3 separate regions of the Homo sapiens genome follow, and regions 2 and 3 are each linked to region 1. A link is a loop called in an ENCODE intact Hi-C map of the cell type or tissue named here. Cell type or tissue: ovary. All regions are shown on one strand. Each heading gives the region's core, and the rest is flanking DNA. Links, peaks and the distances in the headings are about the cores only. Region 1 holds the start of PDZRN3 (PDZ domain containing ring finger 3). Region 2 overlaps PDZRN3 (PDZ domain containing ring finger 3). Region 3 overlaps LOC107986098 (a long non-coding RNA gene).

What was found. A loop is a pair of places that touch in the nucleus more often than their neighbours do. Peaks named below come from ENCODE experiments on the same cell type or tissue, not always from the same donor. Only the 100,000 strongest peaks of a DNase experiment are listed, where the experiment ranks them.
Region 2: a loop joins it to region 1, with 2.0 times the contacts of the local background. A loop is called at or near these places in 5 of 110 quality-filtered maps.
Region 3: it touches region 1 in a loop (2.7-fold over the local background); 6 of 110 quality-filtered maps call a loop at or near these places.

Annotation. Positions count from the first base shown.
Region 1 is chr3:73,622,453-73,632,708 of GRCh38, reverse strand. It overlaps PDZRN3 (PDZ domain containing ring finger 3), which reads left to right and starts at 7,768. Exons shown (of 10, transcript NM_015009.3): 1 at 7,768-8,606. The coding sequence starts at 7,884. PDZRN3-AS1 (PDZRN3 antisense RNA 1) reads right to left here and starts at 9,141. Exons shown (of 2, transcript NR_046681.1): 1 at 8,744-9,141; 2 at 4,810-7,297. RefSeq lists an enhancer at 9,835-10,256. In ovary, for the core only: no CTCF peak of the experiment used is centred there; DNase peaks (open chromatin) are centred at 7,258, 7,698, 8,090 and 8,548; H3K4me3 peaks cover 2,500 bases; H3K27ac peaks cover 2,500 bases.
Region 2 is chr3:73,546,453-73,556,483 of GRCh38, reverse strand. All of the region lies in intron 3 of PDZRN3 (PDZ domain containing ring finger 3), which reads left to right. All of the region lies in intron 1 of LOC101927296 (a long non-coding RNA gene), which reads right to left. Among named protein-coding and RNA genes, the nearest start is that of PDZRN3-AS1, 72 kb to the left of the region's middle. In ovary, for the core only: no CTCF peak of the experiment used is centred there; no DNase peak of the experiment used is centred there.
Region 3 is chr3:73,096,229-73,106,484 of GRCh38, reverse strand. All of the region lies in intron 1 of LOC107986098 (a long non-coding RNA gene), which reads right to left. Among named protein-coding and RNA genes, the nearest start is that of EBLN2, 40 kb to the right of the region's middle. In ovary, for the core only: a CTCF peak has its summit at 5,242 (motif pointing left); a DNase peak (open chromatin) is centred at 5,234.

The DNA of each region.
Region 1 (10,256 bases), core at 6,418-8,917:
ACCTGTCTCACTTGAAAACAGAAAGTTGAATCTGTACCACCACCCTAAAATAATAATACTCAGCACTTGTGTAAAATCTTCAGGGGGTTCTACATATAAAAATTAGTTAATTAACAATTATTACTGTATGCTACCTAAACATGGATTATTATTATCATAATTTTACAGACCGAGTAAATGAGAGTGCAGTAGAAGGTGCCAGGAGAAAAATTAAAATTAATGAGTTCCTAGATCACAGGCTTGAGCTGCAAGGACTTTAAAGAGCTTGTTTATGTTAAGGAACATACTGTAAATTGATACTTAAATATTGGAAAAGCAGCTTTTCCAAATTAGTTATTAATGAAATTAGTGCTTGTGTGTATTTCTATGTATGTGTACATATACGTATGCCTGTATGTATATATATGTATTTTTATGATTTTATAACTTCCCATGCATTTGTGATGATTAAGTTGTCTTATTTTTGACAGAGGAATTCATGTAATCATAAGTTATACTCTTCAGATGTCATGGCTTGATTTTTTTCACCTTAGGAATAACCAAGTATCTCTGAGGTTTAAGAACCAAAAAGTGTGTTAGGACCAGGAAATATATGGGTAAATTACAAAGCCAATCAACACGTTTATTGAGCGGCCGGTAGGAGCCAAACAACATCCCTGGTCCTGGGGATGCAACACTGACCAACATTACAGATATCTTTTACACTTTCAAACTTTAAGTTCCACTTCAGAAACTGTACCTTTCATGTGATTTAGCTGAAGGAAGAGGGTGATGACTACTGATGACTCTTGTAATAAGACTATAGTGGACATACTTTTTTTGTCTTTCTGGCATCTCTTTGTGGGAAACCCCTCATTCCCTTACCTTCATTTCCTGTGGTCTGGGTGAGAATGTTTCCACTCCCTGGCTCAGGAGTTGGCAGATAACCTAAGGCAGGTCAGGAGTCATGCCTTGAACACTTATTGGAACTATTAGGAAAACAGTGCTCTTTGTGCTAGGGATGATAAGGTAGTGAGATGCAAATATGGACTGCAGAAGGTGTATAACCATGTGGGGAGAGTGCCTGAGAAGGAAGCTAACCCAAGGGAAAGCAGAGCAGATTCTTAATGTGTTCATGTGAGCACCTGGATGCAGCCATGCCTGAAGTCACTTTACTTCCTGGACTTTTTAATGATGTGGCCTATTCTTTCCATTTTAAAAATTCCTATTCACTTTGAATTGGGCTTCAGAAACTTGCAGCCAAAAAGAGTCTGAATGCAATTTAATTCAGTAATCTTTAAACATGCAGCCTTTAGCATGAACAGGAAAATAAACCCTACTTTAATACAAATAATTTTGAAAACAAAAATAGCTTATGAATGTATCTAGACAAATGGAGAATGACACTTGTGTATCTAATAGCCATCAACCCCTTCTTCCTTATTAACAGAACCCTACTACCATTTTTGCACTTTTAGAATAGCTTTATCAAGATGTAATTCATATGCCACAAAATTCACCGTTTTAAAGAGTACAATTCAGTGTTTTTTAGTATATTCACAGAGTTAGGTAACCATTGGCACAATTAATTTTAGAACATTTTCATCATGTGCAAAGAAGAAACCTCTACCCATTAGCAGTCATTCCCCATTTCCCCCTTCCCCAAGCTTTTGCTAAGCCCTAATCTAATTTCTACCTCTACATATTATATATAAATGGAATAATAAACATGTGGTCTCTCATTTGTTCTTTCACTTAGAATAATGTATTCAATATAAATCCATGTTGTAGTATGAATCAGTACTTCATTTCTTTTTATGGTGAATGGTATTCTATTGCATGGATATACAACCTTTTGTTTATACATTCATCAGTTGGTGGATATTTGGATTGGTTCAACTTTTTGGTTATTATGAATAATGCTGCTATGAACATTTGTGTATGAGTTTTGGGGTGAACATGTGTTTTCAGTTCTCTCCATGAGAGGGACTCCTAGGTCATATGGTCACTCAATATTTAACATTCTGAGGAACTGCCAAACTATTTTCCAAAGTGGCTGCCCCATTTTACAATCCCAACAGCAACATGTGGGGATTCCAATTTCTCTGCATCCTTGTCAACACTTGTTACTGTCTCTCTTTTTGTCTTAGGTCGTCATAGTGGATGCAAAAAGTGATATCTTAGGGTAGAACCTATTAATATTCCAGGAAGCAATGTGCCTTTGTAAAAGAGTACATTTCATAAATTCTGTTGCTGCTGAGATGCAAGAGAAGGTAGTTGGGTGGAGCTTCCAGAAAAGCTCCTGAAGGAAGGGGCAGGCCAACCTGATTAAGTTAAGCTACTTCCCCTAGGTTAATCAGGTTGGCCTGCCCCTTCTTCCTCCATTTTTCTGCCTGGAATGGTTGGCTGTGCAGCAGCTATCTCGCTCCATGAAATGAGCATAGACGCCAGGCCCTACAGATGGTGGAGCAGAAAGAGAAAAGAATCCTGAGTCCCTGGTGACCTGGAAGCCACTATACCAGCCTCAGCCTGCTAACAATGGCTCATATTTTTTCACTTGAGAGAGAGATTAATTTCTAACTAGTTTATTCCATGGTTATTTGGATGTTCTGTTATGCTCAGCTAAACAATTTTTTTGTTCCACATGCATGTATGTATGCACGTACATGTATGTTTATAAATACATAGGTATGTATGTGAACATTTATATGTATATATACACATGCATAGTCTATACAAAGCCTACCAATTCGCAACCAGATAGTGATCTACTTATTCATGTGGGAGTTGGCTGTTCATAATTCTGAATTGATTTTGTTATGGGAACAATGTTCTAAATGTTGATAGGTACTCCAACTAGGACACAGAGGCCTATTTAACTCATACTGTGATACATATACCTCATGCTGGTAGTACCAACCCACGCTTAAGAGCTGAGCAGCAGGAACTTACATGGAGCAGGAAGAGGGAACAGTTATTTGTTCAATATTTATTACGTTTCTACTAAGTGTTAAACATGGGGGACAGAACGTGAACACGATTGCCCTACTCTATAATAGAGTGTAATATGTGGCATGGACACTAGACATTGATCAAGCTGTGCTCCTCTGCTGCCCAAAATACTTCAGTGCCAATCAGCACTAGAATCAATTCAATCTCTTTCCTCCACAGGTCCTGCAGGCCCGTGTCCATTTGGTTCTCGCCTACTTTTTACCCTTGTTTGATTCTTCTTCGCTCGGCTTACTCTGCTCCAAGTTCTAGGCACACTCTGTCTAATTCAAATAGACCATGTGCTTGCTTCGAACCTCAGCACTTTCTCTTGTTCTGCCTGGATTGTTCTTCTCCCAGCTATTGCTGGCTCAGTCTCACCCTTCAAGCGACAACTCACACTTCCCCTCCCCAGACAGCCCTATTTCAAATGGGCCCCTTTGATTTTTCTCCAGCATGTAAGCTGCTTTTATGGTGTTGACAGCAGTGATTCTCAAACTTTAAGTGCACACAAATCACTTGGTGATCTTGCTAAAAGGCAGATTCTGATTCAGTAGGTCCAAGGTGCGGCCTGAGATTCTGCACTTTCAACATGCTTCCAGGTTATGCCCATGTTTCTGGTCCCCAGACCACACTTTGAGCAGCACTGTATTAGGGAACTTATCATATTCCATAATCATCTCATTTATTATTCATTTATTGATATCTGCTGTTCCTTATCGTGAAATGAAGGCTTAAGAGGGGAGGGACACTGCTTATTATTTTTGGTAGCCTTTGTAGCCCCAGTGCAAGAACAGCCTCTTCTTTGCATATAATAGCTACTAAATAATTATTAGATAAATTAAGACATTTCAAGTGTGATCATTGTTATACAAGGGTATGTGCTTGGGGCTGTGGAAACTAATCCCATCTGGAGAGTTGGGAAAGGAGAGCCAGACTTTTGCAGACCAGAATTTGCTCAAATTTGTAAGAAGTATTTTCGCAATTCTTGTTCTTCTGCCTAGTGTCCCTACTGTGATAACTCATCCTGACTTACCAAAGTCTTCAAAAGTCTCCAGAATAGAGAACTACCTTCTCTTCTCCCTACCTTTCAACCCATGGCCAAACGAATGTGTCAGGCTCCAGGATGGCTAACATTGGCTATGTTAACAGGCAAGCAGTCTGACCGAAATGTTTCACACTTGTTTTTGTGGATGACTGCTGTACCTTATTACGCTCTGGTGGTACTTTCATTTGGTAAAAGCAGATCCTTATCTAATTGTATAGTGCTATTTTAGCTAGTAGAATACAAATATGTACGCCTGGGGAAGAAAATTTAAAAAACAAATGTAAAAACCCTTGACTTTCTTTTTGTTTGTTTTTTCTAGTACTGAAGCCACAAATTATCCAGACCCTACGAGCAGCTGAGGATTGATAACCAGCAAACATGGAGGGGTGGAGTTCTTATCCATATCATTTGTAAGGGAGTGCCTCCTGAGCTGGAGCTTATGGAGGAGACGCATAATGCTTATGGTGATTAAGAGTGAGGGTTCTGAAATTCTCCTGTTGACATCCCTGACTGGAGGCATACCTTATGTAACCTTATAAGGTACCTACGCCTACTTAGATATCTTATGTAACCTCTATAAACCTCAGTCTCTCCATCTGTAAAACAGGGTGGACAACATATCTACCTCTCTATGTGCAGTGAGGATTAATGAGACAATGAAGGTCAAGTGCTGAGCACAGTGCCTGATACCTAGTAACAGTTCCCAAAAAAGTGGTAGATATTATTATCAACTTCTGATTAAACATGCTGATGGAAAGAACACTAAAAACAGAGTTTAAAATCAGAATGGGATCGTGGTGAATATAGAAATAGTATTTTTATTAGGCTTGGGGCCACATTTTGGTTAGAAAGTGCAGAATCAGATGATAAAAGGAAGGGGTAAGAGCAAGAGGTAGTGGAAGTCGCAAAAATAATTTGCAAAGTGACCAATCCAGCTGTCCACAAGGAATTCATCCATATATAAACACTCAGATGTTTCTGGGACGGTTGAGTAAGTATCTAATCCATGTCAGAAAAATCAGCTACTTTTCTCAGGAGGCCTGCCACACCAAACATTCATCTTCCTACAGTTTTTATTCATGTTTATTGGTATGGTGCCTTGAGTTTTCGATTTATAATAACATCCCTCTCTCACTGTGCAGCATTCACCAGGTGGTTCCACAGCCAGCAGAAAATGTGGGCTGACAGCATTGCCTGACTTCAGTAATGAGCAGAAAGCTTCCTTAAAACTGTGGTTCTCAACCTGGTTGTCACAACAAGGGGTTGTTACTATGTCTATTGGATAGTGGCCAGAGATGCTCCTAAATATCCTGCAATGCAGACGATAACCAACCCCCCACCCCCACACACACCACAACAAATAATTATTTGAATGAAAATGTCAGTAGTACCAAGGTTGAGTAACTCTGCCCTCAACTCCTTTTTCCTAATATTTTTGGCTCTCGTTTCTCCTGTTAAGTTTGGTGACTGAAATAATAGTCTTGCCAGCTCTGACATTGTAGGATTTTTTTTCTAACCTCCAAGAATTTTGATACTAAAATTAACCATTGAGGAGTGGCACAGACTTTCCTTTTGCCTAAAGAGGCCAATCCACAGTAGGCTATGGCTTCTCTGTGGCCTCAGCTGTAGCATTTCAGCAACAACCTCTCAATCTGCCATCTGGGAGACCACCCGAGGGGTGGTAGAACATCTCCAAAAAAGTGTACACCCCAAGTAAGCACTAATTTACATTTATGGTGTAGGACAGAACTTCTCTGTTTCTCAAAACCAGTTTGGTTTGAAGATTATCACCCTGTTGACACTAGCTCATTCTGTGAAACTGACAAGCCCACACACCTTTGGTGAAAGAATTTGTTTCCTACCCATTATCTGAGAGCCCATGAGCAGTTTAATGAATATACTGATGGAGGATTCCCTGGCACAAGCTTATCTGAACAAAGGCCAATAATATTCCACCCCATGCAGAATCCTATCAAAGCAATGCATTAATTGATTAAAGCAATTAAAAGAAAGTCTCCACCTCAAATAGGCAACAAATGCCACCAAAACTGATTAAAGAACACTGTCCAGTGACCTCAACCATGCACTGAAAAATCTAGTGAGTGACAACTTTTTAAAGGTCAGTGTGAAACAAGTAATCCTTATGAACATCAAGGCAATTCTTTCACTCTGATGAAGCAGTTAAATAGTGAAGGTCATGGGGCTTTAGCAGCCACATAAAAGAAAGAAGGAAAGCAATTAGACAAAATGGATGCTGTAATCCCACTTTCCAGGCCCCAGAGTCTCGCTGAATACAGAGCTCCTGCTTTACTGTTCAGAACTCTCCCGCTTCACTGTTCAGAAACTGGAAGCAGATTCCAAATGAGAATTCCATAGCTTGATTCCACTCTCACCAAAAGCTGACTGCGTGTTTCTTAGGAATGTCTATAGCCTTGGGAGGTAAAAATAAAATAAAATAAAATCAATGGATGATGCTATGAACTTTACACCCAGTTTGGAATTCCAAAAATATTCCTCCATTGCTCAGGACTGTTGCTGAATCCTACCCAGCCAGGTTTGCTGTACTGCAGGGAATGAATGTCCAGATCTATGGATCGCCAGGGTTTTCCAATCAAGTGGGAATCCAAGGACCAGCATGGACTAGCAGCATTGGCATCACTTGGAAGTGCTTTCAGTATGGAGATTCTCAGAACCCGCCCCAGACCCACTGTATCAGAACCGCAACCACATTAAAATGTGAGAAACACTGACCTACAGGACCCTACAGGGCACTTTTGTTTTGTTTTGTTTTCTGTTTTGTTTTTATCCTTCTTCTAGCCTGAGTTTCCTCAATGGAAAGATGACAGAGTGTACACACAAAACAAACCAAAACTGAAGGAGGGCAGTTGTTGACATGATCATGGGGGTGATGAGTCTTCTCCCAGTTCTAACTTCTGCAGTCAGCATCGCTTCTTTTGTAATCACGGGAAAATAATTTTCAAATGGAGCTAACCCTCTCACAACATTGTACTAATGATCTTTAAAGCGACGGATTTAGAAGCGCTCAGCACCACGCTTGCCACACTGCAGGGCAGACACTTCAGAGGTGTTAGGTGAAGTGGATGGAGCCAGCACGCTGGCCTCTCCCACTCCGACAGCTGGCGAGCAGCTCTTGTCCACCAAAACTTCCCCGGGTAGATTCACCCACCGGTCCTGGAAACCTGCTAAATCCTGAAGGTTCACAGAACCTCTGGTCAGAACTGAAGTTGCAGCCGGAGCTTCCCGCAGGCTCTGTAACTTTCCCTGGAATGAAATAAATAAATAAAGACCGTAAGTGCTGAGATAGCGGGCCCCAAGATATTTTTAGTCCTCTGCAATCAGCCACTAGAGGAAGGGGGAGGGAGAAGGGAGTAAAAAAGTTTTGATCCGTTCGGGAAGGGGCTCGAAGAGAACCCTTGGGAGAAAGCAGTAGCCTCAGCTCCAAACTCAGCGAGCTTTTCTCGGCTGGCGTTTTGTCTCCTATAGCGTAGACTGTAAGAGAACAGAAAGGAGTTTCCCGAGAAGATTCAGGCTGGCGTCCTGGGCTGGCCCGTCCCTTCTGGCGAGCCTCAGTGTCCTCCCACGCGCTTCTGCCTTCCAGCCTCCTCCCTTTTTCGGGGGGCTGGCGGGAGGCATCCAAGGCACGATGTATGTGCGCTCGCGCTCGCGCAAATACGGCCGGAGGAGTCCTGTTCCTCGGGCATTTTCCGAGGAAGTCTGGATCAATTAGGCTCAGTCCGGGGAGAGCCAGCGAGCGCGCGGGCGGCGTAGCCGGCCTGTCTGGGCCGCCTCGTGGGGAGGGAGGGGGCGCCCGGCCGCCCGGCGGCGACCCCGGGGCCTGGCCGCCACCATGGGCTTCGAGCTGGACCGCTTCGACGGCGACGTGGACCCGGACCTGAAGTGCGCGCTGTGCCACAAGGTCCTGGAGGACCCGCTGACCACGCCGTGCGGCCACGTCTTCTGCGCCGGCTGCGTGCTGCCCTGGGTGGTGCAGGAGGGCAGCTGCCCGGCGCGCTGCCGCGGTCGCCTGTCGGCCAAAGAGCTCAACCACGTCCTGCCGCTCAAGCGCCTTATCCTCAAGCTGGACATCAAGTGCGCGTACGCGACGCGCGGCTGCGGCCGGGTGGTCAAGCTGCAGCAGCTGCCGGAGCACCTCGAGCGCTGCGACTTCGCGCCCGCGCGCTGTCGCCACGCGGGTTGCGGCCAGGTGCTGCTGCGGCGCGACGTGGAGGCGCACATGCGCGACGCCTGCGACGCGCGGCCAGTGGGCCGCTGCCAGGAGGGCTGCGGGCTACCCTTGACGCACGGCGAGCAGCGCGCGGGCGGCCACTGCTGCGCGCGAGCGCTGCGGGCGCACAACGGCGCGCTCCAGGCCCGCCTGGGCGCGCTGCACAAGGCGCTCAAGAAGGAGGCGCTGCGCGCTGGGAAGCGCGAGAAGTCGCTGGTGGCCCAGCTGGCCGCGGCGCAGCTTGAGCTGCAGATGACCGCGCTGCGCTACCAGAAGAAATTCACCGAATACAGCGCGCGCCTCGACTCGCTCAGCCGCTGCGTGGCCGCGCCGCCCGGCGGCAAGGTAGGCGCCTGCTGCCCGCCCCGACCTCCAGCCAGGATCCCTGGGGACCCAGGGCCCCGCCCCATCCCTTTGGGTACAGGGATGCCCCGAGCTTCCCGGGAACATCCTTGCTTCCTCCCTCTTCTTCCACTGCTTACCAGCTGTATCACTACTTGCAGGTCGCTGAACCTGCCTGAGGTGGAACACTGTGGTCCTTTATAGTCTAGACGTAACCGGTAAAGTATAGCTGTACAGCTTCAGGGATTCTGGAAGGACGAAAAAGAATTCACAAGCAAGTGTAGGATAAGAATGAAGAATGCAGCTCCAGAGTCAAAACTGCGTTCAAAGGCTTTGCTGCTCAGACCAGCTAGGGGATCTCGGGCAAGTTGCTTACCCTCTAGAGGTCAGAAACCTATAGACTGACACTTAGGAGAGGAGAGATGGACACATTGGGTGAATTGTATCCGTGCATCCTCTAGGATTCCAGAAAAAAAAATAAAGGGAACCCACAGCCAGTGTAGATTAAGTTAAGAAGGATATCAGAAGAGAGGCCTCTGGGGTAAAAGCTGGATGCAAGCGTGGGCTTTGCAGCCAACTAGCTGGCTGACCTTGAGCAAGCTGCTTAACCTCTCTAAAGTTGGAAACTATGGTCCCTAGAGACGTGGTATACAGAGTAAAAACACAGCCAGGCACCCCTGAGGTATTCATCCAGGGATTTCAGAAAGAATTAAAGGAGCACTCTGCCCCCAACAAGTATAAAGTAATAATTAAGTGTGAGTCCTCTGGAGTTAAAACTGTTTTCAAATCTGGGCTTTTTGCTGACCAGCTGGGTGAGCTTCTGGCTTAATTCCCAGATCCCTCAGTTTCCCTCAGTGCGAAAGGTTTTTGTCAGGCTTCAGGGAGAGAGTTTAGTAGAAGGGCCTCGTACTGTGCCTGGCAGAGAGTAAATAAATGCTCAACAAGTGTTACCTAGAATTATTTTTAACATCTCCACCTGAGCGGTCCCCTTGAGCGAGGGTTTACTTTGCTCCAGGCTGGGTGCTGCATTCTTCCCAGTCATTTCCTTTTTAATCAAGTGAGGTTGGTGTGACCCTTCCCACTTAGTAGATGAAAAAACTGAGGCTCATTAAGGGGCAGTTTCATGCCTGGGTCACAGCTTTTGGGTGCAAAGCTGCATGTTGAACCTTTGCGTGCCCATCTTTCCAGCCCACGTTCTATAAACTATCATGTTGCTCCTCAGTGCAACCACAAGGACCATTTATTGAGTGTTTATTAAGTGCCACCAACAATAGGAAGTACTTTACATGCATTACCTATGTTGTCCTTTGAGATGAGGGAACAGACTCAGAGAAGTTATATAACTTGTCCAAAATTAAGTAGTGACTCAGGGAGCAGAGCCGGACTCAGATTCTACCTCAGAGTTCTCAGTTTTGGGGCATATTGGCATTTTGGGCCCCATAACTCTTAGTTGGGAGGGGAGGTACTGTGCTGTGCATTGTAGGATGTTTAGCAGCATTCTTGGCCTCCCTCCCAAGTCGTGACAATCCAAATATTGTCAAGTGTCCTCTGGAGGGGCAAAGTCGCCCAGGTTGAGAACCACTGGTTTCCCTGATTGCAGAAGCCACATTTTCAACAGCTGGGTACTTCTGCCTTCCTGGGGAGGGGCCTGGG
Region 2 (10,031 bases), core at 353-2,852, 70 kb after region 1:
TACTTCTCTTTGCTTTATTTAGCTTTCTGAAATCTTTTGATAAAAATATATATGGAAATTTTGGTAGCTCTTTTTTGGGTGAGATAGCAGTGTGTTTTCCAACAGGAAAAGGACAAATTACTATTTGTATTATTGTATATTTATTATATTTCAATATAATTATAAAATAATTTGCTGTGTTATATAACTTTTATATCCTTAGTTTCTGAAACCATTTTTGGAAAAAATATCTTAACTTTCGATTTAAATATTTTTCTCAAATGAAAAACTTTCATAGATTATGATTATTACTTATTAAATGTGAGATTTTCTTGATGTTTAAGCCACTAGAAAAATTTCAAAGAGGGAAGAGTGTGTTGGCAATTATTATGTTCATTTTATGATGAAGATATTGAAAGTTAAGAGGATTTCTCAGTCAGTGGTGAATTGAGGAAAGAAAATTGGGAGGTGGGGAGCATTTCTAGGAATTTTCTCTTATGAATCCTTAAGCATATTTTGTAATTATTGCCTTTTCTGAATCACCCTCTTCAGTGATTAGCACAGTACTCTGCATGTATTAAGTACTGGAGTTACAATTGAATTTATGTGTGTAAGAACAATAAGGATGTGGAAGGAAGAGGTATTTCCAGCTATAGATAATCTTGTGTTTAAGCCTATTCTTTTTATTTTTCTACATTTTAAATAGCTGATTTCAATTCAGAAATAGAAAACCAAGGTTACCATTGACTTTCCTTTCACCTCTCCAAAGTTCAAATCCTGAACTTCGATCTTTTCCTAGAGTTTTCTCTTCTCCTGCTGTTAAATTCACTGGGTATATTTTCTGTCAGTGTTACCTCCCCAAAGTATAGGACTTGGTACACATGCCGTTGATTGAGACTCAAGCAATGTGGAATTGGAGGTCATCATACTGGAGCAAGCCTGAAGACAACCCTTATTTTCCATAAGGAAAGGGTATACCAAAGAGAATAATACTTTTAACAAAATGTCAGTGGGAAAGTTTTAATTACTTCAGAGAGTTGGATTCTTTCTAAACATCCTGGACTGCAGGAATCTCTGCAAATTAGGATTCTCCCTACAGGTTTGTGGATTCAGAGTTTGGCTCTGCATTTCAATAATCATTGCAGCTGTTTTATTTGTTGTTTTACTTTGAGAACAAAGGTGTTTCTTCCGAGAGCTTCCCCAGGGCCTCACACTCAAATTTTCTTCCTCGTCCCAAGTGACATGGCAAGTTTTAGTAACTAGTGCTTGTTCTAGGGAAACAAAGTTGTGGCTCCAAAATGTTCCTTAAAAATGTCAGTGATTATGGTATAATCATCCTCTCTGAAAGAAAAAAAAAATTACTGGCTCTGATTCAAAAAATAACAACACATTGGCTATAAATCCCCTAATTGCCTCTGAAAAGCAAAAACGGACATGTTTAATTTTTCTATCCCCCCTGCAACTTATCTGCTTTGTCTGGTGATTAAAATAGGCGACAGCCAGTCAGGCCTGTTGGAATCTGGTCCCTTCCCTGCCACTGAGGGCTTGGGCTCAGACCTTATCATGTGGAAAAATGTAAGAGAAAAATCTAATTGTTATTAGACATACTCTCCAAAAGTCACCTAGAACAGAATTGTTCTGGTTCACCCATTTGGCATGATGTAAAAGCAACACGTTTTAAGAATCTGGTAGTTTGATCATCATGGACAGTAACTTCTCATAACTCATTTTACGGATAAATTACCAAGACACTGAGAATATTTGTGTGAAAGAGCATATTCACTGCCAGTGAGTGTGGATGAAAATTGTGGAATTTGGCTTATTTTTTTTCTCTTACCTTTATGTCTTGGAGACCTTTCTAAGTTGGGATATGGAAGTCTTTACCTCAGTTTTGAAAACTGCAGTGTGACAGTCCATGGTATAGATATTTATTTCCTTGGCCATTTCCCTTTGAACGTACATTATGGTTTGTTTCTGATTTTTCACTGTTGCAAACAACGCTGTGGCCCATGCTTCTGTGAAGAGTGATGATGATGATGATGTCGATGACGATGATGACAGCAGCAAGCGGACACTTACAGAGCACTTATCTGTGTCTGGCCTTGTTCTCATCTTGGGAGTGTGTGTGTGTGTGTGTGTGTGTGTGTGTGTCTTCTCTCAACAATCCTGTGAGATATTCTTATATACCTTCTTATTCTCTTTTTATATTTGAGTAAAATGAGGCGCAGAGAAATTTTGTGACTTGGCCAATGTCACACCTCGTAAGCTGCATACTGGATTTGAATCCAGGTGGAACCTCATGGGTATATATAAGATTGTAAAAATACACGTTCCCCTTCACCAGGCCTTTCTTCTGACCTAAGTGGTGGCCATTCTCCACATCAGCCCTTGGCCCTCTATTCTCCATCTCAGGCTGCATATAACCTTCACTCAGCAGCTCTGTGCTGGTCATGCCCAGATATCCAGGCCTCATGGGCCTCTACTTTGTACCTCCAGCTGCCAGTGAGATAGTTGTATACAGTTGTCAGTTTCTTCCTTCCAGCCCCATTCTTTCTCATTCTTGTTTCCATGAGTCCTTATGCCCGTTGTGGCTCTGGCCAGCATGAACTTCCTGGTCATGTGTGTGCCATGCGTATTCCAGCATCTCCTGTCACCCTGTCCATGCCTTCCTCACCTATCCAGATGCCGCCACTACTTTGCCAGAGCTGAAGTAGGGATAAGGTACTCCCTGTCACCTTGGCCTACTCCTCCAGCCTGTATTGACATTTCTTCCTGCGTGTTCTGAAGTCACACCACGGAATTCTTAAGGATATACACTGTGACATTAGAGGGCTTGAGTTCAAGTACTGGGTCTGGGCTACTTTGCTTTGCTGCCCTTTAGTTTCCTTGTCTCTGAAATGGGGATAATAGTTCTTTTTTTTTTTTTTTAGATGGAGTCTTACTCTGTCACACCCAGGCTGGAGTGCAATGGTGCCATCTCGGCTCACTGCAACCTCTGCCTCCCGGGTTCAAGCGATTCTCCTGCCTCAGCCTCCCGAGTAGCTGGGATTACAGGCATGTGCCACCACGCCCGGCTAATTTTTTGTATTTTTTAGTAGAGATGGGGTTTCACCATGTTGGTCAGGCTGGTCTCGAACTCCTGACCTCAGGTGATCCACCCGCCTCGGCCTCCCAAAGTGCTGGGATTACAGGTGTGAGCCACCACACCTGGCCGATAATAGGTCTTACCTCATAGAATCAGGAGGAATAAATGAGATCATTGTGTCAACCGTGTTAATTATCAGAAGCGTAAGCACTATTCTGAACTTGGTGCATGACCTTCCCATATTGGTGCATTTTTACAGGCTATTTCTGAAGTTAAGACATGTCCGCTTACCTTGAGTCAAACATGAAATGTCTTACATTTTCAAAACACTTTCCCTTCCTTGTAGTCTCTACTTTAACCTTTAATTATTCCATTTTATATGTTAGCTTTCTCTCTTTCAATTATCTGGACTAGAGTCACCTGATACTCCTCTCCTCACCAGGGAATCAGCCACCGTGGTGAGCACGTAGTAGGTTGTGTTTATTATTGTGTGATCCTTAGTGAGTCTCAAGTAGGCTGAAGCTGCATGATGAGTCATCACACTGAGCAACTGTGCTCGGTAGGACTGTGTTGTTTATACTCTAATAGAAATATTTACCTTCCTTCTGAAGATCTGTTTTCCAAATACCTATTTGGGCATCTCAAATCCTAAACAGTGTTTATTAATCATACTTCTTCCAAGGACTAGCACCTGTTCTTCTTGGGCAAATAATCCGTAAACATACATCTGGATAGGTCCAGTTAGAATTCACTAACATAAATAGCGATGCCTTGTCAGTAATGTTTTAATCACATTTCTCTTAAGTTCTGCAGAATCTAGTTGATAAGAATGACTGTTCTTTTGAAAGCTACTGTGGACACACACACTCACATGCGCAAAAACCTCATACACACCATAAACATATGTTCTTTGTATTTTGTATTTCTTCCAGAGAAGAAAACACCCTAATTTTACAGGGTCATGAGGAATGAATGAGATAATTGTGTAAACTCCTCAGTGAATCTGCTGCTTAGTCCAGTTATTATCCATTTAAAGTTAATCATGAAGACACTTCATGAAGGAGAAAGTTTTGAGTGGTGAGAAAGTTACTAGGGTAGAAGTATAATAGTGATTATGTATATAATGCTATCTCCCAGGGACTGTTCTAAGGTGTTTGGGTACACACACACACACACACACACACACACACACACTCCTTTAATTCCCACGTGAAACCTAAGAGGCAACATTTAGGTGGGGAAACTGAGGTACTGAGATGAGTAACTGGGAGGATAGAAGACGAGGACGTGGGAAGGAGTGAGAAAAGGAATGTGCCCCAGGTGATTGGAGTGTTTCGCTTTGTAGTGCTGACCCTAAACTTAGGACTGTCCACAAAGAAGGAAAGGCAGTGAAGGGGGATGGAAGGTCATAGGAATCAGTCACTTGGACAGGCATGGGTATTTCAGCTCAGCCACTGCCTAGCAGTGTGGCATTGAGAATTACTGACCTTCTCCAGACCTCAGGCTTTTCACAGGTACAACAGGGGAAGGATAATGGCCTTTGTGTTGCTATGAAAAATAAATAAAATCACATGCAGGTATAAACATAGGCTTAGTCTACTGCTTCAAGAAGGTAGCATCTCAAAAATATGACCCTTTAGCACTTTTAGGATTTTCTCTGTAGGCTTCTAATATTAGAAGTGGGGAAATAATTATATGTTTCTTTTTTTCCTTTTTTTTTTTTTTTTTTTTGAAACAGGGTCTCACTCTGTTGCCCAGGCTGGAGTGCAGTGGTGCAATCACAGTTCGCTGCAGCCTTGACGTCCCAGGCTCAGATGATTCTCCCCCATTAGCCTCCCAAATAGCTGGGACCACAGGCACATGCCAATGCCACCATGCCCAGCTAATTTTTTTATTTTTTGTAGAGACGAGGTCTCACTGTGTGGCCTAGGCCAGTCTCAAACTCCTGGGCTCAAGCGATCCTCCCACCTCAGCCTCCCAAAGTGCTAGGATTACAGGTGTGAGTCACCACTCCTGGCCTCCGTAAGTTTCAAATGATGCAAAAGGAACATTAAACAATGATAGCCATTACTTTCATTTGACAGAGCTGATGATTTTTTGCTACATTGACTTTTCTTGGTTCCCTCCTTTTCTTCTTTCTATACCAAAGTATTTCAAAGCTCATCCAAGACAGTGTGTCATTTTCCCCTACAGACTGCAGTATCCACCTCTCAAAAAAATACATTTTCTTAATAAGCCACAACAGGAGTGACAAAATTAAACCTAAATTAAAAATTGGCAATATTACACCTTTGGCCCTGCACATACAGGGATGTTTAGCTGGTTTACTTGTTCCAAGTGATCTTGTTTCACTCAAATTTAAATGAATGACATCACAGTTTTTACAATTTCAAACACAAGGTGTTCCCTGAAAGCATCCAGCGTTATTCTGCACTGTTCAGTTTTAGCTAGTTTTCTTTCTGATAACTCTCATTATAAACATTTAAAAGAAAAAGAACATTTTGCAACATTCTGCTTCTCCAGGGCAGAGACACTTCAGAGTATTGCTGTCTGTATGACCCTTGTTCCAACAAATCTGCTGATTCCTGAAACAGCGTGTTTTTGTTTTGTTTTGGTTGTGCTTCTGTTTCAGTTTATTCATCCTTTCCTTACCCTGATCATTGGCACTTCTATTTCTTTATAATTCACAAACCTGATATTAGACCAGGACATCTTTGGGTAGACGTCACCATATACAGGTGTGCCTTCATTTTTTAGAAACCAGCATTTAATCAATAATAGTAAGTTGCTTTGGGGTAACTACTTGCAGTTATTGGCAATGTCTGCTGCTGTGAGATTTGGCTTGAAGCTGCACAGGGCAGGTCTGCTTACAACAGTGGTTTTCAATTTTGCCTTTGCAGTCAAATCAGGTGGGGGGCTTTTAAATAAAGACTGATTCCTGGGCCCTGCCTTAGAGATTTCTGGTTTAATTGGTCTAGGGTAAGACCAGGTATTGATTGTTTTTAAAAACAACCCTCCAGGTGATTATAATGTGCAGCCAGGATTGAGAACCAGTGCCTTAGAGTGTCCATTCTCAAACTTGAACGTGAAGCAGAATGACCTAAAGGGCCTGTTAAAACGCAGGCCACTGGGCCACACCCCAGAATTTCTGGTTCATTAGGTCTGGGGGGTTGAGGGGTGGCGGCGAGACTTTGCATTTCTAACCAGTTCCCGGATGATTCAGCTGTTGCTAGTTCTGGGAACCCACTTTGAAAACCACTGGCCTGCGGAGATCTTTCCAGTAGCTTTGTAAGATTTTATAACAAGAAAAAAGACAGGATTTCCTGTGCTTTTAAGTAAAACAACTGCTTAAGGCACAAATATTAAAATATTATGCTTCCCGGTTCATAGGCAAGTTGGACCATACCCTCTGTTTGCTAAGGCAGCATCTGCACTAACAGGCAGCCAGGGCCCAGGATCTGAAAGGACATGGATTAGAGGCAGGTGAGAAGTTGGTTTTTTAAATAAAAAATGCTACAAGGATCTATAGAATTGTTACTAAGGTTAGCAAATTACCTATGGATTGTACAGCTCTACTGAGATACGTAGCTTAAGATGTGAATAATTCCCTGGGCAGCATGAAATATGGCACAGAAGTACGAAGGTGACTCAGACAAACATGGTACTTGATCCCCTAAAGAGGGCAGTTTAACAGTAGAATGTACTGCCTGTGATGAGACATATCCATTTCTTATTTAAATTCACGCCCTACATTTCTCTTTCTCCGATTCTTGGGACTTCTAGTTCCATTTCCTTTTCCAAACCCTTCTCTCCGTCTTTGAGTGAAAAACCCTTTATGAAATGTTTGGCAACAAAGGATGCCACCTTTGCCGATTACCAGGAGTGTACTTGCTGCATCATCGTCCATTTGTCCTCACCTGATTTTATAGAAGTGTGAACTTGTATAAGCAGCTGTTCTGTGTCCAAAGACTTGGGATTTGGGCTTGCAGGGTTGGACTTTGAACCTAAGCCTGCAGCAGACAGGGCAGCTTGATTCACTCTTCCTGCCATGCAACTTCTCTCGGGTACAGTGCCCTTTGCTAGCTGGTAGAGAAGAAAAGAGCCTATTCTATCCATTTGACAGACCGCTAATGAATAGTAATCATGAAAATTGAAGTCGTGCACTGCCACTGCATTCACCATTGTTATATTAGCAATTCCTGGACTTCATGAACAGAGCACTCGTTATTCTGCAATTAAATGAAAAATAATGGCATCGCTTAGCTATAAGGAAGGAAACGTTCAAGTGCAGCCTCTGTATAATTAAGCTTAACATTATTATCAACAGAAAGTGATTGTAGTTGTGTTCAGAGGCGAGAAGAGATATGCCACCAACCATTTGACCTATCAAAAGAAAATGGCTTTTGTGATGTTTGATGTTCTTCCTAACAACCAGCTTTGTGCCTTGCATGGGGCAGGTGCCATTTTCTGCACCATTTTCTCTCTTTTCCAGCTGTTTTAAAGTTCTTTCTCATCAGTTCTCATGACTGCCTTTGTAACACTTGTCTGTTTTCCATTTTTCCTTATGTCTTCACCAGCATCTGTTGTCCTGCTTTTTGTTTTATCTTTTTCTTTCTTTGGCGACAATCTATTTTCTTGACTCAGACACACTGGCTTTCTGACATAAAATTAAAACAATCCATTTAATTTTTAACTAAAACAGGTGTTGAGTGATTGACCCTATCAAGCAGCTCCCTGCAGAAACCTCATTTACTACTAGCTTCTTTATTGCCCCCTCATAATTCATTAGCTTAATAAATGCTTGTGTGAAAAGGCAGAGGCCAAGATTACCAATCTTACAATATGGATGTCTGCCCACTCCCTCTCCAGCCCACATCCCAGGGAAGTCAACTAGGTTGAGCTCTCCGCAAGACAGTCGAAGCTCCAGGGTGTGTGCTTCAAAAAGCCTCAAATTAGTGAGTGCTCTAAAGTAGGATCCCTCCTTTGCTTCAGCATACAGAGTGTTCACCTCTCAGGGACATGCTGCCTGCATCCCCTTTAGTGGAATCTGGGGAAATAAAACGTCTGTATCTTCTGCTTCGTAACTCCCAGCAGCCAGCAAAATATTCAATGTTTTGGAGCTGGTTACAAGAAACTTCCAAATCCTCAAACATCATCAGAGAAAGCCACAGACCCCAAGCGCCTGTCACATTTGGGTATGTAGTGCTTGCTCTCTCTCTACGTAGCACCTAAGGTTAGCTGGTGGATATCAAAGCCCCATAGAGGAAGGGGTGTGGGCGCGGGGTTGTTGGCCTAGTCTTAATTTAGGTTCAGCATATGTCTGAAGCTTCCCCCGCTTTAACATTTTCACAGAGCCCAGACTTATCTCAGCAAGCACTCCACAACCTCTTCGTTCTGAAACCCCTGTGTATTATGAAGGAAATGAAATCCATATGTTTCTGATTCATTTACATGTAGCTCATCAAAATGTAGTTTTGTAAGAGCTCTTTGGTGTCCAAGAAGCCTTTGGAGCCTTTTTATAAGACTTTTAACCCTCCCCCGCTTCATTCTTCTTAGAACCAGGAAGTTGGGACTTGCCAAGAGTAAATAAAAGCAAGCTTCAGAGTTGACTCTGGCTCTGGCCTGACCCATCTCTGGTCTGAGTCTGCAGTGGACTTAGCTTCAGCAAAAACAGAAATGACTGTCTTTACCCTTTTTCTGGAGCCATGGAAGTAGGCACTAATCCCACTTACACCCCACGTGACAGTGAGTTTGGGCTCACAGCATCTCTTGGAGGCAGCCACTTGACTCTATGTAGTTATTTCCAGCTGAGCCTCTTCTCTCTGTCCTGTGAGCAGAGAGCTGATAGGGCCAGATGGCCACACCTGGACCAGAACCTCGAGGAGGAGCTCCTTTAAGCAGTGCCGCTCATCTACCCGCTTGCAGGCCACTGCACTGTATCTCCAAGACTTTCCAGGCCAGATTCTTACCAAGGGACTGCCTATGCATCAGGGACTTCTATCTTTTCACTGGGACCATGACAGAGGCACCCACAACTATACCAGGTTTCATGGTGGTATTGTTGGTGCTGCTGTCACTTAATGATACTTTTGAGTGTTTAGTTTTTCTTCATCAAGAAAGGCTTATAAGCTTTAAAGAAAACAACTATCTACTGCCATGAAGATTCCAGAGCTTTTACTCTGAAAAACCACAGAAATGAAATGAGTCAACCTGTTTCCAGAGTTCGGCTAGGGAGAGGTTGTGGGGTATTTTTTCTCCTCTATCCTAGGATGATGAATTATGGAAAGCCATTCAAGAGCTTAGTATTCCTTACTTGGGCTGTTGTCGTGAGTGGGGTGGAAGGAATTCTGCCCTCATCTTTGCACGTCCTGGCTTGTTTCCTTGATTCAGAATGGTGCTGTGCCTTTCAGAGGCAGAACCTGGGTACATGGAAATGCATAGGCATGTAGTTGGGAGTAGAGCTGGACCTGGGAGTTCTCACCTCATCTTCCAGCTGCTGAACTCAGGCTTTTTCCAGAGTTTTATTTCTTCATGTGGATGCATACGGTGTAATAAAAAATCATCCGCTCACTTACAAATTATATCACCTCCAAGCATTCATCTTCAGAAACACGCTTCATCTTCCAGGATACAGAATTTGATAAAGTCATTGCTCAGCTTCAGCGTGAAGACACTGCATTTAAATTTTACCATACACATTTTGTGTTATATGTAAATGGGAGAATCATTCTCAGCAGAATTTTTGAAATATTTCAGGGCAACTATAAAATGTTTTAGACAAGTTGGAAAGCCATCTGAATTACGTATTGCAGAACCTTGAAATCTGAGCTTCACCTGAAATCCCATGGCAGGGGAAGCCATTACAAAAAAGCTTGTATTGAAGCTGTTTCCTCACTGATGAATGGGCATGGCACAAGTATGCTGGGCTTATTTGGTTACATTTATTTCTCAAAATGAACAAGCCAGT
Region 3 (10,256 bases), core at 3,896-6,395, 520 kb after region 1:
AGGGGCTGAGCGTGGTGGCTCACGCCTGTAATCCCAGCACTTTGGGAGGCCGAGGCGGGCAGATCACTGGAGTTCAAGACCAGCCTGGTCAACATGGCAAAACCCCATCTCTACTAAAAATACAAAAATTAGCTGGGCATGGTGGTGTGCGCCTGTAATCTCAGCTATTGGGGAAGCTGAGGCAGGAGAATTGCTTGAACCCGGGAGGCAGAGGTTGCAGTGAGCCGAGATTGCACTACTGCACTCCAGCCTGGGTCACAGAGCAAGACTCTGTCTCCAAAAATAAAATAAAATAAAATAGGCCAGCCATGGTGGCTCACACCTGTAATCCCAGCACTTTGGGAAGCCAAGGCAGGCGGATCACCTGAGGTCGGGAGTTCAACACCAGCCTGGCCAACATGGTGAAACCCCATCTCTACTAAAAATACAAAAAAAAATTAGCTGGGCATAGTGGCAAGGGCCTGTAATCCCAGCTACTCGGGAGGCTGAAGCAGAAACATCACTTGAACCCAGGAGGTGAAGGTTGCAGTGAGCCAAGATTGCACCACTGCACTCCAGCCTCGGTGGCAGAGCAAGATAAATAAATCTCAAATCTCAAATAAATAAATAAATAATAAAATAAAATAAACAGGAGAAAAGATGTGTTCGTGATTTTTTTCCAATTCTGCCATCTCAGAAAAATGAGTAATTAGCCAGGCGTGATGGCAGGCACCTGTAGTCCCAGCTACTCGGGAGGCTGAGGCAGGAGAATCACATGAATCCGGGAGGCGGAGCTTGCAGTGAGCCGAGATTGTGCCACTGCACTCCAGCCTGGGCAACAGAGCGAGACTCCGTCTCAAGAAAAAAGAAAAAGAAAAGAAAAATGAGTAATGCTGTCTAGGATCTTAAGAAATTCATCAGTGTCTTCAAATGTATTCAAAACATACTTATTGAACTTTTATTATGTGCTAGGCACCATCCTACGACTGGCATTATGGTAGGGAGCAAAACAGATGATGTCCCTGCTTACATGGAACTGTCAAAATGATTGACTCTGGGTTCTGTATTAGCCAGACAGAGATAGGCGGATGGTTGTGCAAATATTCATTATTAAATGCTTATTATGCACTGGTCTTTTGTTAAGCATTTTATGTGTATTATCTTACTGAGTCTTCACAATAACCCTAGGCAGGCATGAGTGTCTCCACCTAATAGATATGAATTGAGACTCAGAGAGTTAAAGCCTTTTGCCCAAAATCACACAGCTGGTGGAGAGCAGTGCTGGACCAGGATTGATTGACTTTAGATAGTTTGACTCCAGAGCCACATTCCACCACACCGCAGCTTTCAAGAAAAAAGAAGATATGGAAATGTCTTGCCTTCACTTCTTTCCTTTTTCTGCTTTAGTGTCCTGATTCCCAAAAAAAAAAAAAAAAAAAAAAAGATATAATAGGGATAATTTAACATCCTCTGGATTATTTTACATTCTTGCAATGATCATGCATTGCCAGAAAAAATATTTTTGGTTTTTTCCCTCAAAGGAGGGATAAATGCTAGTTATAAAAATGCAGGCCAGGCCAGGTGCAGTGGCTCACACCTGTAATCCCAGCACTTTGGCAGGTGGATCACTTGAGGTCAGGAGTTCAGGACCAGCCTGGCCAACATGGTGAAACCCCATCTCTACTACAATTACAAAAATTAGCCGGGCATGGTGGCAGGCACCTGTAATCCCAGCTACTTGGGAGGCTGAAGTGGGAGGATTTGCTTGAGCTCGGGAGGTGGAGGCTGCAGTGAGCCAAGATCGCCCCACTGCACTCCAGCCTGGGCAGCAGAGTGAGACTCCATCTCACACACACACACACACACACACACACACACACACACACACACACACAATGCAGGCCATCTAGAAAGGTATTCATGTCATTCACTCAGTAAAGCTCTGTGCTGCTGTTTGGTGGCACACACAGCAGAAACAGAGGAGGGAGACTGGCATCGTCCCTGCCTTCTTGGAACTGAGAACTGGGCAGGGGAGAAGGACTGGGCATTTCATCTCAATGGGGTCGGGGACCTCCAGGAGAGACATTTGGGGCTGGGAGAGTCTGGCCTTGGGGAGTCAGGGCAGGTTCTCTAAAGAAGTGAAGACTGAGCTGATAAAAGGAGAGGCAGCCAGGTGCAGTGGCTCACGCCTGTAATCCCAGCACTACGGGAGGCCGAGGCAGGCGGATCACAAGGTCAGGAGTTCGAGACCAGCCTGGCCAACATGGTGAAACCCCGTCTCTACTAAAAATACAAAAAATTAGCCGGGCGTGGTAGCAAATGCCCGTAGTCCCAGCTACTCAGGAGGCTGAAGCAGAAGAATCACTTGAACCTGGGAGGCAGAGGTTGTAGTGAGCCGAGATTGTGCCACTGTACTCTAGCCTGGGTGACAGAGTAAGACTCTGTCTCAAAAAAAAAAAAAAAACAGAAGGAGAGGCAGCAAAGGGAAAGTGGGCTGTCAGGGAAGAGGCTTCCCGGTGGAGGAAAGAGCCTGTGCAAAGGTCCTCAGACTACCAGGACCGAGGCTGGAGGAAAGGAGAGATGGCCTGTCGGACCAGAGAGAGAGGGAGCAACTCAGGTTGGCAAGGCAGGCATGGGTCAGACAACATGAGGCCTCATCAGCATATCTTGTGTGGTCCGCGAGGCTTCATCCTTAGAACAATGGGCCCCACTGAAGAGTTACAAGCAAGAGAATGAATCTCTTAGAATCACCCAAATGCCACCACCCAGAATAATAACTGCACATGCCTTGCTGTGTGTCCTTTGCAACTTGGGTCCAGGCACTCGCATTCACAAGCATAGAGCTATTGCCTTTTCGAATGCAGACCCACACGACACAGTCTTTTTTCCAGACTGCTTTTTCCTCTTAGCCATACATGGTGGACATCACTTCAGGTCAATGCTTGCGGCTCTGTGTCATTATTTTAATGGCTGCTTATTGTTCCATGACATTAAGGGATCAAACTTTGGCTCTCCAGCCTCCATCTATGGACATCGGGGTTGTCTTGTTCTCCCTCCCTTTGTGGACACCACAACAGTGCCATCCTCACACATGCACCACTGCAGTTTTTCTTCAACCTCAGCGTGGCTGAATTCCCTTTTCCTCAACAATGTGGTCATCCCAAGGCCTGGCCTGCCCTTGATCTGAAGGTTTAGCATCTGAGTGCCAGTGGGGCTAAACAAGATGTATGGCTTTATTTGGCAGGGGTGAAGATGGCAGTTTCTACCCTGGTCCAAAGCAGATGGAGGGACCCGGAGAGAGATTAGAATAAAGAGGGAATTGGCAGCTGGGTCTTCCTTTGGGAGTGAGGGAGGCCAGCGAGGATGAATTAAATGTTTAAAAAAAAAAAGGTGAAATGAGCTGGAATCCAGCCATGGGCTCGTCTTGCATGTGACAGCAGCACATATGTCCGAGGAAGCTGGACTCTGTCACATACACTTTTCAGGGGAGCCCATGGTAGAGTGGAGAGGGGCACAGAGTCAATGAGGCCCAGCCCATCTCACCCATCCTCATCCACCATGCCCCAGCCTCAGCAGCCCTCCAATCTCTTATCCTGCCTTGCCCGGCCTGCCCCACCTCGGGACCTTTGCATGGGCTGGGCCCTCCACCTGGACTGCTATTTCCACATCTTTCCATGGATGGAGACTTCTCATCCTCAGGTCTCATTCATCTGTCCCATCTCCATGACGCCTTCACCAAACATCCTATTTAAAGCAGTCCTTCTGGCCAGGCATGGTGGCTCACGCCTGTAATCCCAACACTTTGAGAAGCGGAGGCAGGCAGATCATCTGAGGTCACAAGTTTGAGACCAGCCTAGCCAACATGGTGAAACCCCGTCTCTACTAAAAAATACAAAAATTCACCGGGTGTGGTGGCGGGTGCCTGTAATCCCAGTTACTTGGGAGGCTGAGACACAAGAATCACTTGAACCCAGGAGGCGGAGGTTGCAGTGAGCCAAGATGTCTCCTTTGCACTCCAGCCTAGGAGACAGAGCGAGACTCTATCTCAAAAAAAAAAAAAAAAAAAAGCCGTCCTTCTTCCCTGCAGCACCCCCACACTGTCTGTCAAATCACCCTCTTTATTCTCCTTAGAGCACCCATCAAAAGCATCTTGGTTTTTACTTTACCTGCTCTGAGTCCACCATCCCTTCCTAGGATGAAGACTCTGTGAGGACTGGGATCTTGTCTTTCTTATTTCTTATTCCCCATTGCCTAGCACACTACCTGGGACAAGGAGCCCACAATATATGTTTGATGAATGAAAGGATGAATGAATGGAGTCACATGGACCTGGGTTCACATTCCAGCTCTGCCATTATATGACCTTGGGTAAATATTTAACGACTTTAAGCTAGCTCCTTATTTTTAAAATGAGTATGATCAAAGCTCCCACCTCACTAGATGGTCATGAAGATTAAGCAAGATGATGCCTGTCATGCCCCAATCCCAGTGCCAGCTGCAGGAAGTGTTTTGTGCAGAACAACAGGGAACAGAGGTCTTTCCAGAGGAAATCTGGCCTTTTCATGAACCAGTGCCACATTCAGTTCTTCCCTAGGCTTCCAAATCCATAATTCTACCCGGAACAGGTACACCACAGGTCTCTTTATGGCTGCTGTAGACAGTTGAAGATAATTATCAAACAGGTTCTGGGGACCAAAAATCCAACAGGTGTGGTGGTGGGTGCCTGTAATCCCAGCTACTTGGGAGGCTGAGACACAAGAATCACTTGAACCCAGGAGGCGGAGGTTGCAGTGAGCCAAGATGGTTCCTTTGCACTCCAGCCTGGGAGACAGAGCGAGACTCCATCTCAAAAAAAAAAAAAAAAAGCCGTTCTTCTTCTTCTTTACAACCCTGCTCAAAGATCAGTTTTTAACAATTAACAGGGCCTCCGAGGCAGGTTCTGACTTACTCATTAAGGCAGGAAACAAGCCTCTCTCCACCGTCCACTTACAGATTTAAATACCAATGATTACAGCCAACTAGGGCCACTCCCACAAGCTGACCAGCAGGATTAATTTTTACAGAATTTAACCATTGTTGGATGTATCTATCCTTGAATTCTCAAATTCCCAGCAAGAAAACTTTGGATTTCTTTTATTAGCTGCTGCACATGCAGAGAAGACAACTCCTACATGCATGGGGTTGGTAGCAAAGAGACTCCTCTTTCAGAACAGCCAGGAGCCAGGTTGTTCTCAAAGCATCGTGCTCCCTCTGCTGGACATTGCCTAAACTGCAACTCCAGTATCCACATCAGCCCCCTCCTGAGTGCCTGCTACTTTACCAGGGACAATGGGGACACACGACGACCTTTTTTACTCCACTGAATGAAAGATAATCCCCTGCCACATGTGACTTTTATTAAGTTATACATGGGAGGTGGGAGTGCAGACTCTTAAGATAATGAGAATTAAGGCTTTTGCCAAAATGAGGCCACACCTCGAAATCCTTTGCTGTGGATTTCAAAGCAAACTGGCACCTTGAGGGGAATGGGCGGTGGGGGAGTGTTTGGGCTTGTTTATGCTGAGCAAGAAAGGGCTTCCTGTTGCTAAGAAGGCCGGATCTGAAGCTCCCAGAGCCTCCATGGGCTGCCAACATTTCTTACACAACCCCCTTTGATGGCCTTGGCGCAAATTAATGAAACTGCACAGAGGTGATTTCCCTGGAAATCCACCGGGCTGAGAATTCAGGGAAGTTGAGGCTTGAGGCAGAAAGCTGGGGCTGGGGTGCCGCCAAGCCTGGGACAGAGGGCAGCAGGCGGACGCTTTCCCCGGGGTGCAGAGGGGGGTCCCCGGTCACTCGAATACAGGGGTGGGAGGGTGGGCCAATGAGGCCCAAAATGAGATCACTAGCAAGACCCCATCAAGCTCACTCCTTTCAACCATACGTTTAGTTGTAGACGTTGCCTGCTAGAAACAATGTCTTCCCGTCATTCTTGATAAAAGTGGATTTTCTGCTGCTAAATTGAAAAGTCCCCGACTTTCCTTCTTGTCCTCTTCTGAACAGCTCTTTCCAACCCCCCTCCCTCCTGCCCTATGGAGATTACCCCTTGTTCACCATAAATGGCCAAAACCCAGACACAAGGCTGAAGCCCGTCCATGGGAGGACAGTTGAGAGGGTGACGGCATTCCACACCACGGAATGGGCCCAGGATGGGAAAGACGGTGTGTAAGCCTCGACGCCGGGCCTGGAGGGATGGCCAGGTATACTGAGTGAGAAAAAACCACACAGAAAAGTTGTACAGTTCCATGTCAGACACCCTGTAAGTGGCCAGCAAGGTTTCTAAGTTATCTGTATGAACAAGAGGACACACCCCAAATAGTCAGCACTTGCTACTTCAAGGGAGCCACGTTGTTTGACAGGGAGGGGAGACTGGGATGTCCTTTCTACACCTGGGTGTCATGAGTCTGGTAAGAAGAGGACCCAGCTCTTGCCAGGTGGGTCCCAGATGTGCCTCCGTGGAGCCTTTCCCTCCCTCCCACCTTGATTTCCCCTTTGAGCTGTGTTGTCAGCTTTCACTGGAACATAGCTCATGGCTCGTGGCATATTTTAGCACTCATACATCAGTCCTATTTGCCCTAGGTTTTGAACTTTGTAAGGCATGGACATGTCTTTGTAGCCCCTATAACTAGGCCAGCCTAGCCTACAATACATGCTCAATAAATTCTTTCAAACTCTCTGGAATGAGAAGAAACATTCAGTAAATGTTTCCTAGCAACTGGGAGAAGTGAATGACTTAGAGCACACCACAAATGGAACTCCAATTGAATTAAAGAACTAAATAGAGAGAACCAAATACTCAGTGCATCGCTGTGGTTCTTAAATTTCAGCAGGCAGCAGCATCACCAGGAGGGCTTGTTAGTTTCTGATTGCATAGGTCTGTGGTGGGATCTGAGGTGTGCTCTTTCCAGTCGCTTCCCAGGTGACGTTGATGCTCCTAGGCCAGGGACCATCTGCTGAGAACCGCTGTCCTATGGTCTTAGGGTAACTTACTCCATTTCAAGCAAAGGAATAAATTAAAACAGAAAAGGGAGATTGGACCAACAGTTCTGGGACTTGGTTACCCATCAGAATTAGGCCCACCCAGCGTGCTGAAACGTAGATTCCAAGGAGGTCACCCTCCAAAGCTGACGGTGGAGCCCAGGTGTCTGTATTTTTAAAACAAATACCCCCAAGCAAGTCTAAGTCACAGCCAGGTTTGGGAACTACTGATTCACCTACACATATTTCAAACTTCAGAGAATGGAAAACACCACCAGAATGGAAGATAAAGAGAAAAACAAGGGTGGATTTGCATGGAATAAAATAGAAGCCTGAGCGGCTCACTCCTTCCCTTCCTTCCAATCTCTGCTCACATGTCACCCTTTGAGAGGCCTTCCCAATCACCTCATATCTAATTGCAGCCTGACCCAGCACTTCCTGTTTTCTCTACCCTGCTCTAGTTTTTGTCTCTGTAATAGTAATTGCCACCTAACATTAGGTATTTACCCACTTTGATGCTTGTCTTCTGTCTCCCTCTAGAATGAAGATGACAGGAGGTAGAGAACTTGATCTCTTTGGCTCATTGCTATTCCTTGGGTGCCTGGACCATACCAAGCCTCAAGAACAATTTGTGGAGTGACAGAATGAACTATGATATCAGTAATTTGGGGTTCATTGAGTCTTGTTTTATGGCTTGGTAATGGTCCAGTTTTACAACTGTTTCCTGAATATCAATAAGGATGTGTCTTTGCTAACTGTTGAGTACAGAATTCCACAAATGCCCTGTAAGTCAAGCTTATTGCTGATGTTATTGAAACTTTCTACATTCCTATTACATTTTTGCCTACTTGTTTGCGGCAAAATCTCCCACTATAATAGTAGACATTGTGTGACTAATAGTAGACAAATGTGTGACAATTAGGCACATTAGATACATTATCTCTCTTATCATAGTAATCGTTCCAGTTACTATCACTATGTAGTAAATTACCCCAAATTTCCTGGCCAAAAAAACCCACCATTTTCTCATGCTCACAGATTCTATGGGTCAGGAATTCTTGTCCAGCAGAGTAGGGACAGCTCATCTCTGTTCCACAGTACCTGGGGCCTCAGCCTGGCAATGCCAAGGCTGGGGCAACTGAGGGCTAGGGACCAGGATCGCCTGCAGGTGTCTTCATCACGGGTGTGATGTTGATGCTGGCTGTCAGCTGGGAACTGCAGTGGGGATGTCACTCCCTGAGGTCTTTTGACACATGTTGGCTTGGGCTTCCTCACAACATGGCAGCTGGGGTCCAGGAGTGAGCATCCCAGGAGAAAGCACATGGCCTTTTAATGATCTAGCCTCAGAAGCCACTCAGCATCACTCTGCCATACCACAGCCAAGGCCACATTCAAGGGGAGGGGACATGAACCCCACCTCTTGATGGCAGGACTGTCAAGGTCACATTATATGAAGAACATGTGGGAGGGGAGACAGTACTGCAGCCATCATTGGAAAATACAGTCTGCCCCAGCACCCCTCTGAAATCGATTTTATTGGTCTCAATTTTAAATTTATGAGAACTAAGACATAGAAAGGTTAAGTAACTTGCCCAAGAGCACTCAGCTAGTTAGTGGCAAAGTGAAGACTTAATCCTAGGTCTCCCTGACTCTAAATTACATGACTGATTGACAGATAATCTATATGTGTATGTTATGTGTGTGTGTGTGTGTACATATATATAATTCATTTATACTCAAACTTATTTTTAAAAATAATTTAAAGTGGCTAAATGCAAAAACAAAAATCATAATGTTTCATATTCAGAAAGTAATTCCCACAACTTATTCATCTACTACTAGTATTTTTGGGTTCTCAGAAAGAGACATTCTTACTTTATGTTTCCCAAGCATAAGGCTAGTTTTTATTTCTGCCTAATGCAGTTAAGAGAAAGAAGGTGAACTAACAAGCAAGAATCAATCAACTTTCCAGGACCTTGGGAGGACACAAAGCTCCCCTCTGCTGCCTGCCCAGCTGAAAGAGCTTCTCTCAGACTTTCAGCCTGGAGACGGCCCAGAGGTCGTGGGACTTGTATCCCAGGAGGACCAGATGAGCCCGCCTTTCTCCTCTTCTCCTCCACCTGAAGAGCAGAAATAATTACCCTTCCCCTTCCCTACTGCACAGGAATACGCCAACCACGTGAGCACGTGAGATCCAAGTCACTGGAGTCCAAGCACAGAGCATTTTCTTTTCTTTTTTTTTTTTTTTTTTTGAGATGGAGTCTCACTCTGTCACCCAGGCTGGAGTGCAGTGGTGCGATCTTGGCTTACCGCAATCTCTGCCGCCGGGGTTCAAGCGATTCTCCTGCCTCAGCCTCCCGAGTAGCTGGGATTACAGGCACCTGCCACTGCACCTGGCTAATTTTTGTAGTTTTTAGTAGAGACGAGGTTTCACCATCTTGGCCAGGCTGGTCTTGAACTCCTGACCTTGTGATCCACACACCTTGGCCTCCCAAAGTGCTGGGATTACGGGCGTGAGCCACCCCGGCCGGCCCTGCACGGAGCATTTTCAAGACTTCCCTGAATTGCTGGATAGAAAAGTTAACAGGACCCTAGAGACCTTGGGCTGTTGTGGGCATCAGAATCCTGGGAACCCTTTTTCGAAATACAAATTCCTGGGACCCCCAACCAGAGCTTCAGAATCCGCAGGCTGGGGCCTGGCACGTATTAAAAGCTCCCCACGTGACTCTATTGACCACCCTGGATGTAAACCAATGATCCAGTTTGAGGCCCATTATGCAGCTGGTAAACAGAGAACCAGGGGTGCAAGTGGCCCCCACATAGTGACCTAGAAGGTCAGTGCCAGGCTGGGACCCCAGCTCCGGCAGCCTCCCTAAGATTTCCTTAAAGTACGTTTTCCCTGCTCCAACGTGTGCCATGAGCTTGTTGGTTTATCAGGCTGAGCTGCTTAACATAAATGAATGGCAACAGCAAATTTCCAGGACAGAGTCACAAAGGTCACCAGACCTTGGTGCAGGACAAGCTGTTCCAATCATACACGTTGCCTATTTTCATCCTCACTACAGGCCAAGAGACAAAACTACAATCATGCCCATTTCACAGATTGGGACACAGAGAACTTGAGAAGACATCTGTTTCAGCTGGGCTCAAATAGAACTAAGTCACCACATCACTGCTGCCTCCACTTCCCTAATAGCTAAGCTCACCTCCCAGGCACCAGTTTAAGCCTTTTACAAAGTCTAGGGTTGTGCGAGATCTAT